Regions from separate parts of the Mus musculus genome. Here region 2 is linked to region 1. The links are chromatin loops, found by intact Hi-C in ENCODE. Cell type or tissue: left cerebral cortex. All regions are shown on one strand. Each heading gives the region's core, and the rest is flanking DNA. Links, peaks and the distances in the headings are about the cores only.

Region 1 (8,329 bases), core at 58-8,057:
GGGACAGGCAGTGTCCCCAGGCTTGTTGGCCAGCCACGGTAACAGATTGGTTGAGCTCTAGCTCAACCAGTGAGAAACTCTATGACAAATCTGATAGAAGAAGACACCCAGTGAAGACTCCTGGCTCCTGCAGATGCACACACAGGTGAGCACACCTGCACACACATGCATGCATCCTCCTGCAAGCTTGCATAAAAGCCAAGTGCTTGGTTCTAACTTAGCAAGTTTAATAGAGAATAATGGTTGCGGTGTGGGCATTTAGCTTTTGGAGGCTGGACACAACCCAGCAACCCGAGCAGAAGCCCTGTTTCAAGCAGATTTCTCCAGGTTCCTATGCACAAGATCAGATTCTGTTCATTCTATTTTAGAAAAATTTTGCAAGTTGCTTTATTGATTGCACCAGCTTGCTAGAGCTCAGCGAAGTGAAGCAGATGATAAGCTAAGCAGAAATCCCTCTGCAAAAAGGGGAAGCCTGGGTGCTCCTTCTTGAGGAGAACTCACATTTTAGTTTTATTCTAAGAAGAGAAAAGAAACCACGTTTGATCCTGCATGAAGAAACTCAGCCACTGGGTCAGCAGGTAGAAGCCCCTGCCTTGCAAGCCTGATAGCCTAAATTAGATCCCACAGCGGAGTAGAGAACAGATACCGGAAAGCTGTTCACTGACAGTGGAGACCTCGGCATCTTGAGACATGTGCCTGCACACATCAAATACCCCTAAACACACACACACACACACACACACACCACATAAAACACAAAATTTTAAAAGATACTCAGCTATAGGTTCTGAGTCCCCCTGCAATATACCCACCTTTCCATCCATTCATCTGTCAATCTGTCTATCCACCTGTCCATTCACTTATCTATCAATCTATCTATCTATCTACCTATCTATCCATCCATCATCATCAATCCATCATCCATCCATCTATCCATCCATCCATCTATCATCCATCCATCCATCTATCATCCATCCATCATCCATCTATCCATCCATCCATCATCCATCCATCCATCCATCCATCCATCCATCCATGCATTCATCAATCATTAAGTGCTGCTCTGAGACAGACTCTGTGTTGGGAGTATAGGAATCAGTAACAAGGAGAGATTTGACCTGTAGACCCTTCTTTCTAATGAACTTTAGTGACTCGGAGGCATGATGGTAAATGACAAGACAAGGTTGGTACAGCTGGTGACACTAAATTGTGGGTTGGTAGAAACATCAAAGGGATACCTCACTGGGGCAGAGGATCAATCCCTGGGGTGTAAATTTGAGTGGTATACCCACTTCCCACCCCGTGCTTCCTGGCCATGATTCTCTGCTTCACCAACGGCCCAGAAAAATGGAATTGAAAACCATACTCTGAAACCACAGCCAAAAGAAATCTTTCCTTCTTCAAGCTATTTCTCACTGGGGTTTGTCACAGTGGTGGGAAATCTCATTGACACAGGAGATTTGTATATATTTGAAATAAAAAATGATAGTGTGGGAGACACTATCCTTGGTAGTGTGGAGACAAACTAAGAATTTAAAACCATGAGAATCCAATTTCCCTACTGATACACTCAGTAACAAATAATAGAGACTTCTGATCCGGGTGACAGTAACCAGATTACATACAGTTTACATGCATAGAGGTTACATACCTTCACCACCACCAATGCTACCACCTCCATCCCAACACCACCAGCCCCACTGTCAGCCCTGCCACCAACAGCACCACCAATATTACAACCAGCACCAGAAACATCATCAGCAGCAACAATAACAGCACATCATCGCGTCATCGCCAATAGCAGCACCATCACTAAAGCCCCAAACACCACTGCCAGTCCCACCACACTGACCAAAGAGAAGAGAAAACTACACGAAGTGATGGTCCTCTGCTCCGGGGCAGCAGGAGCATGGCAGAGTGATCCGAGGAATGAGGGAGCTCTTGGTGCTGCGCTTCCTCTCTGGTGGACGTCTCTTTCCACAGAGGACACAGAGGACCAAGCAGTTGCTCCTCAGACCCTGAGCGAGCCAGCTGCTGTTTAGCACAGCATGAGTGAGGCGACTTCCCAAGGGTTGGAAGGGAATAGATGGGGTAGCTGCTCCCCAGTCTCAGAGCTTGTGGATAGCCATAGCAGTCAGAGGGGAAGGATGCACACACACGCATGCATGCACACGCGCGCGCGCACACACACACACACACACACACACACACACACACATTGAATATTTGAATAGCTTGCTTAGTGGACATTGCTTCTTCAGGTGTCAAATCAGGCCTGTATTTACCAGTAAGTAAATTATAAGATCCAGGCTAGCCTTGAACTCAGAATCCTCTTGTCCGCCTAAGTGTTAGATATACAAGTGTTCACTACCATCTCTGGCCTATTTTTTTGGTGACGTTCCTTCTGAAAAACAAACAAGCAAACAAACAAACAACAAAAAACAAGCAATCTGAAGCAGAAACAGTAGTCAAGCTACAGTTCAAGATCATTTGATACCATATGTGACCTGTAGTCTTAAAAAGATCAGCTCTCTGCAAAACAAAGGTGTTCCAGGTTGAGGGACTCTTGAGTGAAGAAATAAAGCAACAAATGAATGAATGAACAAATGAATGAATGCAATAAAGGATGAAGGCTTGAACAAACTGGCTGGCCCCAAAAAAGTAAATTTGGGGCTGGAGATTTGCCTCTGTCCTGGGAACATGTGGACTGCACCAAACTGCACCACCCTGTGAGATATGAGAGTGAAGTGCACTTCGTGGACCAGGATAGGATGCCTGGCCCTGAGGGCATCACGGGGAAGCTGCTGAAACAGGCAGACTCTGAGGAGTGGATAATCACATCCCATCAGGGGAGCTTACACTGTCCACTGAGCTTCCCGTGTTTGTAAGAAACACATACTAAGGCTGGCATGATGGCTCCGTGGTTAAGAGCACTTGCTGTTTCTGCAGAGGACTTGAGTTCAGTCCTCAGCACCGGTGTCTGGTATCTCACAGCTGCCTGTAACTCTAGCTCCAAAGAATCTGATGCTGTCTTTGGCTTCTGCCGGAATCCACACTTGTGGTGTGCACACACAGAAACACAAACATAAATAGAAAGTAAATCTTAAAACAACAACAACAACAACAACAACAACAACACCCAAACCACTCATGAGATAAGAAGGGTAATGAGACAGGGGCGTCCCTCTGTAAGTTTGGGATGCTTCAGAAGGAAAGAGGATGGCCCCCAAATGGAGAGAGAAGATGGGTCTTGTTTGGGTAAGCTTTCCCAGTGATTATCTACTGAAGAAGGAGGAGTGGAGAGGACAGTGAAGCCTCCCTTTTCCTTTTCAGGCAGCTGCTGCCCAGACCGAGGGCTACTTTCACTGATCCATCTACCAAGGGTGATGGCCTTGTCTGTAGGGCTTTATGGTGGTGGTGGCGCCACCTTGTGTCCAAATGGAAAGAGCCGTTTGGATGCTGCCAAGAGGCTTCTAGGGTCTAGGGAACCTCGACTCCAAGCCCAGCTTCTTTCTTCTTGGAGCAACCAATGGATAGATTTACTCATGTAGGTATTCCTTTCTTTTTTACAGTCACTTATTTTTTTTCATTAAAGCACCTGCTGTATACCTCGAGACCAAACCTGAAAGTATAAGAGTGGACCATTCCCGGCTTCAGCATCTGGGGCTTTTACTCCGAGAGAGGGACAGGCACAATCAGGATTTGTGCTCCCAAAAGTTAGTGCAAGGAGCCTTCATAAAAAAAAATCTAGGAAGATGTCTGGGAACAGGATGACTGTAACTCATCTCCATTCTGCCCTAACCAGTATTCTCCAAAGCTCTGCCACTCTTGGGAGGGTTGTGGCTGGTGTCTTGCTGTTCCCTCCTGCTTCTCTCCTTCCTGAGGGTCACATCAAAGGGCCCTGTGGGTGACCACACGGGCATCAGCACTCAGGATGTCCCTCAGGTAGTTCTGAGACATTATTCCCTACGCACAAGTATCGATGACGATGGTGACAACCGTAACAGCAGCAACTTTCAGTGATGGCTCAGCTTCTTCCAGATGCTATGCTAAGAACTACCTATTCCAGGGGCTGGCAGGATGGCTCAGTTGGTGAAGTGCTTGCTGGGCAAGCATGGGACCCTGAGTTTGAATCTCTGGCTTCATGTAAAAAGTCATCTGTGGTGGCACATATATGTAATTTCAGATCTGGGAAAGGGGTGAGAGGAGGATTCCTAGGGCTCGCTGGCCAGCAATCCCAGCCCATCAGTAAACTCCTAGTTCAATGGCCGAGCTTGTCTCAAAATAAAAAATGGGAAGGGACTGAGGGTGACGCTGGACCTCGATGTTCCATATGCACAGGCACAAAAACCCCACCTAATCTTTACGCCTGTCTTCAGACATGGGACACTCTCCCACCCATTGTACAGGGAAGAAAAAAATCAAGGCTTGTTGAAGTGAGGCTGGAAAGAATGTATCCAGTCACTCCATCTACGGCTGCTTGTGAGCCATTCCAAATTCCCAGCTTCCCACTGCTCACCTAAGCTTCTACCAGAGCTCAGCCAGCTTGTTCCAGAGGCTAGACCCCACAAATGTTTCCTACTATGGACAAAGTCTCAGTTTACTTTGGTTGTAACAGAACAGCCTAGACAGGGTAATTTATAAACAGTGAAGGTTTATCTGGCTCAGGGTTTTGGAGGCTGAAGCCCAGGAGCCTGGCGAGAAAGGCAAGTGAGGGTGTAAAGCATTGAGGCAGGAAGTCACCACTGCAGTTACAGTGACAATTTAGTCACAGAGCAGAACCCTCCGTCAGGGCCGTCACTTCTTAGCGATGCTACCCCACCTCTTGATCCTGTTCCTGTGGCAACTGAGTTTTAAAATGGGGTTGGCAGGGACATTCATAAAAGAGCGGCCACTCCACTCCCTTCAGGGGAGGTGGCTGTGTTTGGGAGCCAGAACTTCCCTAAGCTATGAAGCAGGTAAATGCAGACCTGGTTGTCCTAAGGATGAGGATCGTCCCGTGACTCTCGTACCCCAAGGGTTCATGCTCAACTGCCGTGTCATATGTCACCTCCTTTCCCAATACCTGGCCCAATAATGTCTGCAGCTGCACTTCCACAGCCCAGATGTAGTTTGGTTTTGATGAATGTCTAGGATCTTCCTGTCATACGTACAAGCCTGAGCGGCCCCTGAGCTGCCCCTGGAGGTGGTGGTGAACATGGGGACCTCATCTGACCTGGAGAAGTAGAGCGGCTCTGTGACCCCACTTCCTCCACACCAAGAGTGTACTGGCCCCTCCCACTTCCCCCACACCCAATGTGCACCTCCAGCCCTGTGTGTCATCCCTTCCATTTCCTCTGAGTTAGCTCCTCTCTATCTGACCACCTTCACTGCCTTCAACAGCCCAAGGCTCCTTCATCCTTTTATCCTGCAAACCCACACCCTTCCTAAGAGCAGGGACTCTGTTGCCCATGTTCCCAGAGTCCAGAACAGAATCTGGGCTGGAGAGATGGATCAGTGGTTAAGAGCATGTGTTGTTCTTGCACAGAACTTGAATTTATCAGCATCCACTTTAGATAGCTTGCAACCAGAGAATCTTACATTGTCTTTTGGCCTTAGAGGGCAGTTCCACACACATGTGCAAGCACACACACATACATGTAGATATAAATTAGATTTAATTCTAAAACATAATAGAGCAGAGTACCTGAGATTGGATCATTTATTAAAACAAAACAAAACAAACAATCCCATCCCTTTACCTGGTAGTTTTGGAAGATGGGGTCCCAGGTAATGGGGCTGCAAAGGACAGGAGCCTTCTGCAAGGTCCATAGGTGACAGAGCACTGCTTGGTGAGGAAGCAAGAGTGCCTGACAGGGCTCACTCTCTTAAGAAAGCCATTCCTGAATGGCCCACAAGCCTGTTAGTACTCCACGAGGGCAGAGCCCCCAGGACCCATTAATCTTCCAGAGGCTTCCCCTCCAAACAGCATGACTGTGTGACCTTCCAAGACATGACAAACACTCAAGTCATATAACAGGAGCTTGGCAAATGTTTGCTGAGTGAGTTAGTTCACCCTCTGGCCCTGACCTCACCTCATCCTGCCCCTTTTCCATCTCCTTCTCCTCACCTACCTGAGTGCTGTCACACTGGCTGTGACTGCTGTCCTGAGATCTGCAACAGTGGTCACCTAGAGCTCCCCAGCTCCTAAAGGGAGCCCCTTGGTGACAGAAGCCCTGTTGGAGTGGCACCCCAGTCCTTGCTCTCTACTGCTGTCTTCTACAGAGTATGGCTATCATGGACATCAGACTTGGCCATGGAGTAGGTGCAAACACATGCATGTCTGGGTTGCACGTCCAGTTTCTCTGGGGAAGGGACCTGAAAATGGGCATTTCTAGAATGTTCCTAGGGCAGACTGTCACTGCTGGCCTAACAGCTGCACGAATCACTGACCTAGAAAAATACACAGCACAGGCAGGAAGAGAACTTAGTGTATCATCTCTTGAGTTTGCTGACCTCCTGCCTGCTCTCTGCAGGCTTTGGGGATGGGAGGACAGTCACCTCAGAAAGGACTCGGGTGAGAACAGCATGTGCTGAGGCCAGAGCTGTGCAGTGGGCTCTGTCAAGTGAGGAGACCCTAAGTCGTCATCCGTGTTCCCTTTGCAAATCCTGAGAAAGTTAATTATCTGACCTTGAAGCATCGGGTCGCTGACCTTCCATGGACTGGCCCCCACTTGTCCGTCTTACAAAGCACATGATAAATAGAGGCCCAGAGCGATTTCTCTGGGAGGTTTTGTGTCCGTATTTTAATAACCGTTGAGCAGCGCCATGGGAGCCAATTACAAAACTAGGACAGTTCCCCCTCCCACCCTGAGCCACTCAGTGCCTATCTCTGAGAAGTTGTGGGTGGCTAACACTGACAGGTCCGGAAGGGCTCTGACACAGTTTCCCCAAGCAGGTGCAGTGGGAACAATTTGAAACTTTGTTCCAATAAGGCAGAAGTCATGGTGTCCCTGAATCCTGCCCTCCTCTTTAACCAGCTTCCCTGGCTAAAACTGAGTTTCTCTTGGAGTCAAAACATGGCAAGGGGGTGGGATTGGAGGCACCAGCACTGGTAATTTCCACTTCTGTCACCATGCCACCATCCCTGCTCTCTCTGGAGACCCAGGGTGGGATCTATGCTGTCCTGCTGTGCAGGGCCTGAGGTTAAAGTTTGGGAAAGCGCTCTGTCTATGAACTTCTTGGGAATGGTCTCGGCTTCTGGATTTCTTTCCCCACAATGTGAAGGTCCCCATTCTAGATGTGTAACTCCACCCCTCCTCAGAGGCCTGGATCCTGCTGAAATCAAGATGCGGCATCTCTGGTGACCAGATATAGAGTCACCACTAATCCCAACACTAGGTCACTCATGGAATTTTGAGACTGTGGGTCCAGTGACTGCCAGTATTCTGACATGCTGGCTGTACATTATTTCAAATGGCTCTCTCAGAAAGGCTGGTCCAGCCTTGGACTTTGCCAACCATTGTGTCTTTAGAGCTAGGTTCATAGAGCATGCTCAATATACAGTGAATGAATGAATGTTCCTTGTTATGGCAGAAGCATGTTACCTAGCTGGGAACTTTGGCTCCTATCCTGCTGACCACTGTAGGGAAGTGGCTACTGGCCACTTTTCTATGTCAGAATGACTCACCTGGAAGGAAATTACCCTGTTCAAGGCCATACAATGATGGGATCTGGGCTGGGGGCGGGGGGGGGGTCTGTGTTCAGGCCTGTGGGGATGGTTATCCGCTGACAGCTCAGACTCAGATCACTGCAGAGAGCAGGAACCTTGGAAGACATGATCTATGGTGACAGAGTACGCTAGGCAGGCTCGACTTGGAGGTCAGGCAGCATGGGGTGTCTATTGAGAGAGACCTACATCAGTGTCCTTAGAGGGAGAGGGGAGTCCGGGAAATGGTCCTAGGCTGACCTTGGGGAAGGACTAGAAGAAAATGCTTAGTTTCCAGGGCTGGGGAGGGGCCCTGACAGACTGGGCAGAGCCAGCCAGGAAGGGCAATCTTCAATGACCCCCACCAGAATTTATGAGGCAGGTGGCTGCCTTGGTCCTGCTGCTTGGATAGGTTCATCAGGGCTGATGTAAGGAATGAATGAAGATGTCCTGCACTAAGGTGCAGGTCTACTGTGTGGTTAGTGTCTGGTCAGGGGAAGAACAGATGTGACAGGACCCCAAGGGATAAAGTGCATCTGCCTATTGCACAGAGCATTCTGGAAAGCCGTGGGCACCCTGACTCTAGTGGGCTCCCAGGGCTGAGACAAGGGTGGGTGGCAAATCTGCATTCCAGGCTGACTG
Region 2 (8,329 bases), core at 238-8,237, 310 kb before region 1:
TGTACCACCATACCTGGCCCACCACTGTGGTTTCTTAGTCTAGCCTGGGGACAACCTAAGAAGAGAATCATCTTAGGCCTCTGGCACCTAGATACCTGGACACCTTGGGAATAGAACTGTCAGCTCAGAGCTGACAAAGACACTTCTCCCATGTAGGGTCCCGAGTCAGAAGACTGGAATTTCAAGCTGTCAGCAGTATGATGATGTATGTGATGGTGTGTGCATATGCGTGCATTTGTGCGTGTGCGTGTGTGCGTGTGCGTGTACATGTGTGCATGCGTGTATGTGCATGAACATGTGTATGTATGCCTAGAACTTGGGAAGAGGTAGAAAATAAACCAAGTGAAAGAATGTTCCAGGGTCAAGTTAGGAGATGCCTAGATAGCCACAGGACCACCTCAAGTCACATGTTAATATGGCAGGATGGGCCATATTACCCTGCTTGGCACCACAGGTCACTACCTTCAGGATACCAATAGATGATCCCCCTTTTAGCGCGTTGGCTTCAGGTTCCGAGCTGTGGCAGCTCTTCCTGACATTGTTATTTTCTGTAAGCTTCCACTTTTGGCAAGTCATGCCAGTAATAATAGCATTGCCTTTGGACATAAATTTAAGTTAAAAGAAACTGCTACAATTTAAAAAAGAAAAGAAAATACCAGCAGCAGTGAAATACAGATAAAAGGTCACAATCAGAGTGTTGGTACCCACGTGGCCTGCATTTGGAGACTTGAAAGGACTCTATTGCTCTGATGCCCAGTGTTGGGACTGGCCTTCCCTGGTATGGGCAGTAGCTATATGTCACTTCTAGGACCAATCCTGTTGTTCCTCTTCCTTTGGCTCAACACCCCTCCCCCCACTCCCCTGCCACACACCTGGCCCCAGACGAGCTCTCCCAGGCCTATGAAGATGCACCACATCCACTGGTCCAGCTGGAGTGGGGAGCAGCTGAAGGGCTTCCCGCCAAACTGCACGATCACTATCTGCGGGTCAGAGATCGGAGGGACAGACACGGAGATGGCACGGAGGGCCGGGGAGCCACCGCCTTGCCCAGCCCAGGTTAAGTGGGGGCTGGGTACCTGGATGGCGAAAGTGCCAAGAACGATGGTGCAGAAGATGGGGTTCCGGAAGATCCCGTCAAAGACGTTGCGCTCGCCGTGGATCTTGCGGGCGTTGATCTCGTTGAAAAGCTGCATCATGACGAAGGTGTTGAAGATGATGGTGTAGTGCTCTGAGGGTGGTGAGTGCAGCGGGGCGTTCCTTCCGCTGTCGATCTGGAACATCTTCTCACCTGCCAAGCCAGAGGGTGGGGCCGGCTCAGGTGTGGAACGGGGCACAGTGTGGCCTGTGGTTCCTGCTTAGTGAGACAATTCTTTCTCTAGAGCAGTGGTTCATATCCTGGTGGGGGCTCACCAGGACGAGAGGAACTGAACTAGGGGTCACTTTAGGAAGACTGAGAATCACTGATCTAGAGGATAAATGGCTTGGGACCTGTCGCCTTTTCTGTGGACATCTGAGAAAGGTGGCATGCCAGCGGCCTTACAGAGTAACATTCCTTATGAAGGGTGACTGAAATGAGAGGACACAGATCCTTCAGTGAAGCCACTACAGCTTAAGCCAATGTGGCCTGGAGACCTATGTATTTGAGGCCTGGTGCCCAGGCTGTGGCGCTATGGAGAGGTAGTGGAACCAGAGTCGCATGAAGCACAAGCTGCTCTTGAAGTCACTGTAGCCAGGGATGACCTTAAACTTCTGATCCCCCCCCCCCACCTTTGCTTCCCGAGTGCTGGGATTACAGGCAGGCACCACCCCACCCGGTTTATCGGGACTTGAGGCATACTGAGCAAAGGCTCTACCACACCCTAGCCCTAAGGGAGGTGGTGGAATCGCTTCAGGGTGAAATCTGACGGGACACTTTAGGCCATTAGGGGGTATTCTCTTGAAGGGAACTGTGGGGCCTGGTCCATACTTTTCTCTGCTTCCTGGCCATGAAGCGAGCAATGTTTCTTCCCTTTGCCTTGTCCCTGACTCCATACAGCAGAGTCATCTGAATATGACCTCTCAGAGTGAGAGTCCAAACGAACCCCTCTTCTGAGCTAATCATCTCAGGAACCTTATTTTAATGAAGGAGCACTGAATAAGACACAGGCAAAGGCGCTTGGATCTGAGTGGCTGGAGAGCTAGCCCTCAGTGGAGGGGCCGAGAAAGGAGCTGACATTCCAAGTGGTTGTGTGTCCTTCCCCAAGGACGTCTACATTCTCCATGAAGACATCTTCCTGGAGCAAGAAGGGGTTCCTAGAAGCGGTCAGGGAAGGGACAGGTTGCTTGGCCCAGGACCTTGGCTCTCAGTGGCTAACCTGACAGAAAGTTTTCATCAGTCCCGGATGCTAACACTACTGCTGGCTTTGAGGTGAGCCAGCCGGGGACAGGGCATGACAACTTCTGGCTCCCTGTGTGCTGCCACCTGCATTTCCCTCCTATGCCACAGTTTCCCCATGGGGGAAACAGAATGACATGTGTAAAGCCAGCCGTTGTTGGCCATGGTATGTCCTGAAGTTGGTGCCCTAAGCTCAGAGGCGTGAGGACGAGGGCGCTCACCCACGAAGAGCAGGGTGAAGATGAGGGTGAGCTGGTAGACGGCGTGGCCCAGGATGTTCTTCATCATGGTCCTCGAGATGAGCGGCTTGTTGCGACCGTACGGTTTCCTCAGAAGCAGAGTCTCCGTAGGTGGCTCTGTGGCCAGGGCCAGGGAGGCAAACGTGTCCATGATGAGGTTCACCCAGAGCATCTGCACAGCCTTGAGAGGGGAGTCCTACGACAGTGGCAGGGAGAAGAAGACTGTCACAGGGTGAGCCACCACAGCCACAGAGTACAGGATGGACCCGCTGCAGGGTCTCAGCAGGTTCCTACTACGGGATGCAGGCTGCCCAGGCTTTGGGGCTCTGAGCATATGTAGGACAGTTTCTTAGAGCTTCTATGGAGAACAGTATGAGCTGCCCACCTCAGTCCTGGGCCCACAGGCTCAGTGGCCACAGCTCCCTGACTTCTGTAGACTTCAGCCACATCATCTCCTATTCCCCTCCTGTCTAAAGTCAACATCCATTTTTTTAACTCCCTGAAGTCTCTGCCCCTCAGTCTCAGGGGTTCAGTGTCCTGGAGAAACTGTCCTTGACCTCCCTCCCAATTTCACCTTATTTCTTCTCATTATCTTACATTGTAAAGGATTTTATAACTACAGCTCCAAGTGAAATGCCCTGTCATGATAAAAAGTGTCAAGCATGCAAAACAGGATGCTAAGACACAGGTTGTCACCACAAGCATGCCAGTGTAGACACTATCAGGTTCGTTCTGAGAGGTCCAGGCTGGACAGAGCATGCTCTGTGTACACTGACTGAAGAAGTTGACCCACCCATCCTTCACCGCTCACAACTACAGTCCTTGTCCACAGAGTCCGCCTCACCCATAACCCTCTGCTTCTTGCATTGGTTCTATTCTTGATCTTCCCTTGGCCCATGGAGTACTCCTCCAGGAAGCCTACCCTCTGTTTCCCATCTGTCTGTCTTCTTCGTGCTTCCCTGGTTGTTCTGCCGTCTCACCCTACCTAGTAGGGCTGCTCTGGGCTTCCTGCTACTTTTCCGCCTTATCTGATTACAAGATTCTCAGAGTCAGGTGTACAATTTTCTCACCAAAGCCTGTATGGTCCTGCTCACTCAGGGATGTTGGGCCAACTGATCCTTGTCTCCAAACCTGTTTTCTTAACTGGCATCTGTCCAGTCTCCAGGAAGCTGTCACACGATGTCTATAAACCACCACTAGAGGGAGCTCCACATCCACAGACCAGGAAAGATGCCCTCCCCTGAACAGACAGGGAACCCTCAGTCCAACTCTCGGGCCTGAGGTGGCACACAGGGTCAATGCTACAGCCACCATGTGCATCATCGTGATGGCGGTCACCGCAGAAGGAAACAGTGTCCTATGGGCCATGTGGCTCTTGGGGACGCTGCACAATGGACTCTGGGTTCCCCTATGGGTAGGAGGATTGTGTAACCAGGTAGTGACTGGAAGGACCCAGGCCTCTGAGATCCTCTTAGGGCTGAAGTTGCTCTCCTTCTCCAGACCAGAGAGCCAGCTCCTGGGAGATGCAGTCTGGTTAGAGTTTCAGGAGACATCAGGAGCCAGAGTGAGTGTCTGAGCGTTCTGTCCTCTGAGCCTGTCTCTACCTCTGTGAAGTGGTACTTACTCACGGGGCTCCAAGTGTCTCGGCAAGCAGTCTGCCGAGGGCCAGCAGCAGTGATCTGGACAGACAGAGCATCACTGCCTCCTCCACTCACCCCATCTCTCCGAATCCACTCTGCTCTGGAGGGAAGATCCCACACAACAGGACTGACTCTGTCCTTGTCTGGGCAACTGGTCCCCTTGGTCCTCCCTTGGGGCCTCTGCCAGGCTTCTGCCAATGTCTGGAGCAGGGGTCAGACCTCACAGGCCATGAGGCCCGATGTCTCTCATTTCTGGGGCCACCTGAGTCATACTACCTCCCCAAGCCTCATTTCTCAACTGCATAGGGCTACTGGCTGCACGGAGGTCCAAGATGGCATCCTGGTCTTGGGAGGAACACCGCAATGTGTATCCATCCCCAGGGTTGTGCTGCTAACAATCTAGGGTGTTCTGGAGGCTAAAGGCTGCCCTTTCCCAGCCTTTGGTGTGATTCTCCCAGGACCCACCTGTGTAATGCAGGCGCCCGTGAAGGCCACGATCACCGCCACCACGTTGACAGTCAGCTGGAACTGCAGGAATTTGGATATGCTGTCATAGACGTTACGGCCCCACATCACTGCCTTGACGATGCTGCTGAAGTTGTCATCTGTCAGGATGATGTCTGAGGCCTCCTTGGCCACATCTGTGCCTGCGATGCCCTGTGGAGACAGGGACAGGAGCCTGGTAGGGCAGCTGGAGAGGTGAATGGCTCTATCTGGCCAGTCTTATCTTCACACAGTCTTAGTCCTGTCACCTCACTCCTGACTCAAAGGAACTGGCACAGTCTGACCATACACACATTCACATGTATATGCATACACTCATACAAACTTTGTATATGTATATGTATATGTATATGTATATGTATATGTATATGTATATGTATATGTATATGTATATGTATATACATAGGTATGCACATACTTACACAACCACCCCTCTGAGGCCAACATTCTTTTCTGGGAAGCCTGGCCTTGCCCCATTCCTCCTTGACCTTTAAGCACCGAGCAGGACAGAGCTGACCCCAGCAGGACACTGCCTGCCCCCTCCAGGAAGACCTCTTGAGGCTAGTCTGGGACTCAAAAGCTTGGGTTGCATACAAGTTGTATGGAGAGGGATGAGTGTTAAGTGTCTGTAGGGAGTCCTGCAAGCCAGTTTGAAGTGGTGTAGTCCAAGCTGACTATCCTCGCCTTTGAGACCCAGTCTGACACCACATGAAGCCCTCTTAAGATCCTCTTACCATTGCGAAGCCCACATCTGCCTTCTTGAGAGCAGGCCCGTCGTTGGTCCCATCCCCTGTCACAGCCACCACCTGCCGCTGCTCAGTGTGTGTACTGTCGATGATGCCTAGTGGGTAAGGGGGTATGATCAGGGCCCATGGCCAGCCCTGAGCCTCAGCATGGCTTCCTGTCCTGTCTGTCCAGCCAGCCCCTTCCATCGCTGCTCTTTCCAGCCTGTTCAGAGCCACCAAGCTCCTCGTTAGCCCAGGTTGGCTCGGGACTTCCCATTCTCCAGCACTGTCTGCTCTTAAAGTCCTTTGTCACCTAGAAGCACAGCCCTCTTTGTCACACTACCTAGAAGCACAGCCCTCTAGCTATTCTGTCCAGATCCATGAGTTCTCTGCATCTTCAGGGACTCCCACATCTGCTTTCCAGTACACTCCGCCTGGGAACTCCAGTCATATGCGGGGAGGCCATGAGCATGTCATTTGCCATCCTGACCCACTGGGCTTGACCTCTGTACATCTTCAACGATAACTGGTAAGAACCAGACTGAGCACAACTACGCCTGCCCCTCATGTCAAAACCATGGCTTCTGGCCTCCTTGTCTGCGTGTGGGCATTGCCCTGTCTGTGCCAGGCAGACAAACAGCAGCAGCCTGTGAAGGCAGGGAACAAGTTCCCAGGTAAGGGGTACCATTCCCTCTAACTACCCCTTACAAAGGCCAGCTTCCATGCCTGGTCCCTCAGGGTTATCCTGGCTATTCCCACTGGCTGCCAGCCCACCCAAATCCCACTGTCTCTGGCTCAGCCTGTTTGAACTCCTAACTCTGGAGTTGGCAGGTCAGTCTCTGACCTTCCTGGTTCTTTGGTCAGCACTGGACACTCACTGGGCCCTATGATGGATGGTTCCCCAGCGGCCTCCTTGTGGTCACATCTCCATCCTGTCTCTCCTGGCCTCACAGCAGCTGGTCCCACAGTGGACCATGTTCTTCTCTGTGGGCTTCCTTCCTGGGTACCCCCCCCCCCAGTACCTCCCACCTCTGAGTACCTCCTACCCCTGGGTACCTCCCACCCCTGAGTACCTTCTACCCCTGGGTACCTCCCACCCCTGGGTACCTCCTCCTGTGCCTCTCTCTGGTCTCTAATGGTCTTATTTCTCCCATCATTCAGGTGGGTGCACTGGGTTCTGGGGTTTCCCTGTTCCCCACATGCCCATCACCCCAGAGGCTCTAGCTGAGGCCCACATTTTCTTGATGATGGCTGTCTATTGCAGATGGTATTATTAGGACTTCAGAGACCCTGGAAGACTTACATTAACTGATTGGCATCTTATCAGGTCTGTCATGCCTGATACCCAGGTAATGAGGGTGGGCCCGTAGCACGGTCTGTACAGGAGCACGCTATGGGATTCTCTGTTGTTTAAGACATGTGACTCTAAGGTGCCTAGAGGTGATCCCAGGCAGAAGTCAAAACCCCACCTTTTACATTTACAGATGGGGAAACTGAGACCCAGAGTGGACAGGCTTATCAAGGCCTCAGAGAGGGTAGTAGGAGTACTGAGACCCAGGGCTGTGATGCAGGAATGTAATTGGGGTTCCTGAGGCTTTGTGAGTGGTGACCCTCTAACGGGTGGGGGAAGGTGTTCTAGCCTTCTGCTGTTCCGGGACCTCTCATCCTCTGGGTCTGCTCATAAGGGTTGGCTGGAAGCTTCCTACGGGTCTCAGCTTCCTAAGTTCTGGGCCCGATGGAGGAGGAAGATGGGCTACCTTTCAGATGACAAAGAATGGCAAATACCGCCAAGCCATGAGAGAGCAGACTTTGTGGAAGGTTCCTGAAGGTCTGCACAACAAAGGTTTTATGCACAGGGACTAGGCTACCTCTAGCCCAGCCAGGCCCAGGCCCACTGCTACCTAGAGGAGGTTGGATGATCAGAAGAGAGTCTCGCAATCTCCTCATGTCTCCCCCCCACACCCCCAAGCCTCTGCAGTCCTCTCAAGGCTGAAAATGAACAAGCCAGAAGGCCCCCAGGGAAGGAGAGTCTGTGTGCCCTCTTCCCATCTACACTGTGGAGCCTGTGTCACCCATAGCCAAGGACCAGCTAGAGCACACATGGAGGAAGCTGCGATGCCATGCAAATCGGGCTTGGTTTTTAGGCTGGGTTAGTTCTGGGCTCACAATCACCATAGTTACTCCAGGCTTACCTTTGACCAGCGTGTGCTTATCCGTGGGCGAGGAGCGAGCCAGCACCCTCAGCTTTGGCCAGATCTTGTCAATCCGCTCCTGCTCAATCTGGAGAGGGGTGTGGTATGTCGGTGGGGGGGGGGTCACAGAGAGAAATCGAGCCCCATGCAGAGTCGCTGGGCTCTTCAGCTGGCTTCTGTTCAAGCATGCAGGGCCCATGCCTCCCGGCCCCCTCTGGAGCTTGGCCCACTTCAGAGCCTTTGCGGAGGGCACATGCGCATGCGTACCTCCCCCTTCTCGTTGCGAATCCTCCGATTGAATTCTTTGCCTTCCAGGCACAGGAAGTCCTCTCCAGGGTGGATAATGCCACACTTGATGGCGATGGCCCGGGCTGTGTTGATATTGTCACCGGTGACCATGCGGACTGTGATACCTGCCCGCTGGCACTTGCGGATGGCTTCTGGGACCTGTAAGAGAAGGTAAAAGCCATGAGGGAGGGCATCACTTAGGTAGGTCTTCCTTGTCTTAAAAAAACCCAGGGCTGACTCTTCTCCCAGAAACCTCCCTAGGTAACTAACCAGGAGAGGCTGATGGTGCCTGTGGCTTTCCTTTTATGCTTTCGACAGGCATTACCAATTGATCACAACATCCTCTGATTAAACCTGATAGGGTCTC

What was found. Hi-C counts contacts between places; a loop is a spot of excess contacts. Peaks named below come from ENCODE experiments on the same cell type or tissue, not always from the same donor. Only the 100,000 strongest peaks of a DNase experiment are listed, where the experiment ranks them.
Region 2: a loop joins it to region 1, with 7 times the contacts of the local background. A loop is called at or near these places in 41 of 42 quality-filtered maps.

Annotation. Positions count from the first base shown.
Region 1 is chr6:114,068,357-114,076,685 of GRCm38, forward strand. No RefSeq gene overlaps it. Among named protein-coding and RNA genes, the nearest start is that of Gm36023, 22 kb to the right of the region's middle. In left cerebral cortex, for the core only: a CTCF peak has its summit at 3,435 (motif pointing left); DNase peaks (open chromatin) are centred at 421, 3,417 and 6,855; H3K27ac peaks cover 96 bases.
Region 2 is chr6:113,758,047-113,766,375 of GRCm38, forward strand. It overlaps Atp2b2 (ATPase, Ca++ transporting, plasma membrane 2), which reads right to left. Exons shown (of 20, transcript NM_001036684.3): 12 at 7,942-8,121; 13 at 7,675-7,762; 14 at 5,492-5,598; 15 at 4,719-4,910; 16 at 2,596-2,809; 17 at 1,077-1,288; 18 at 873-980. Among named protein-coding and RNA genes, the nearest start is that of Sec13, 22 kb to the left of the region's middle. In left cerebral cortex, for the core only: a CTCF peak has its summit at 3,795 (motif pointing right); DNase peaks (open chromatin) are centred at 3,833 and 4,047; H3K27ac peaks cover 285 bases.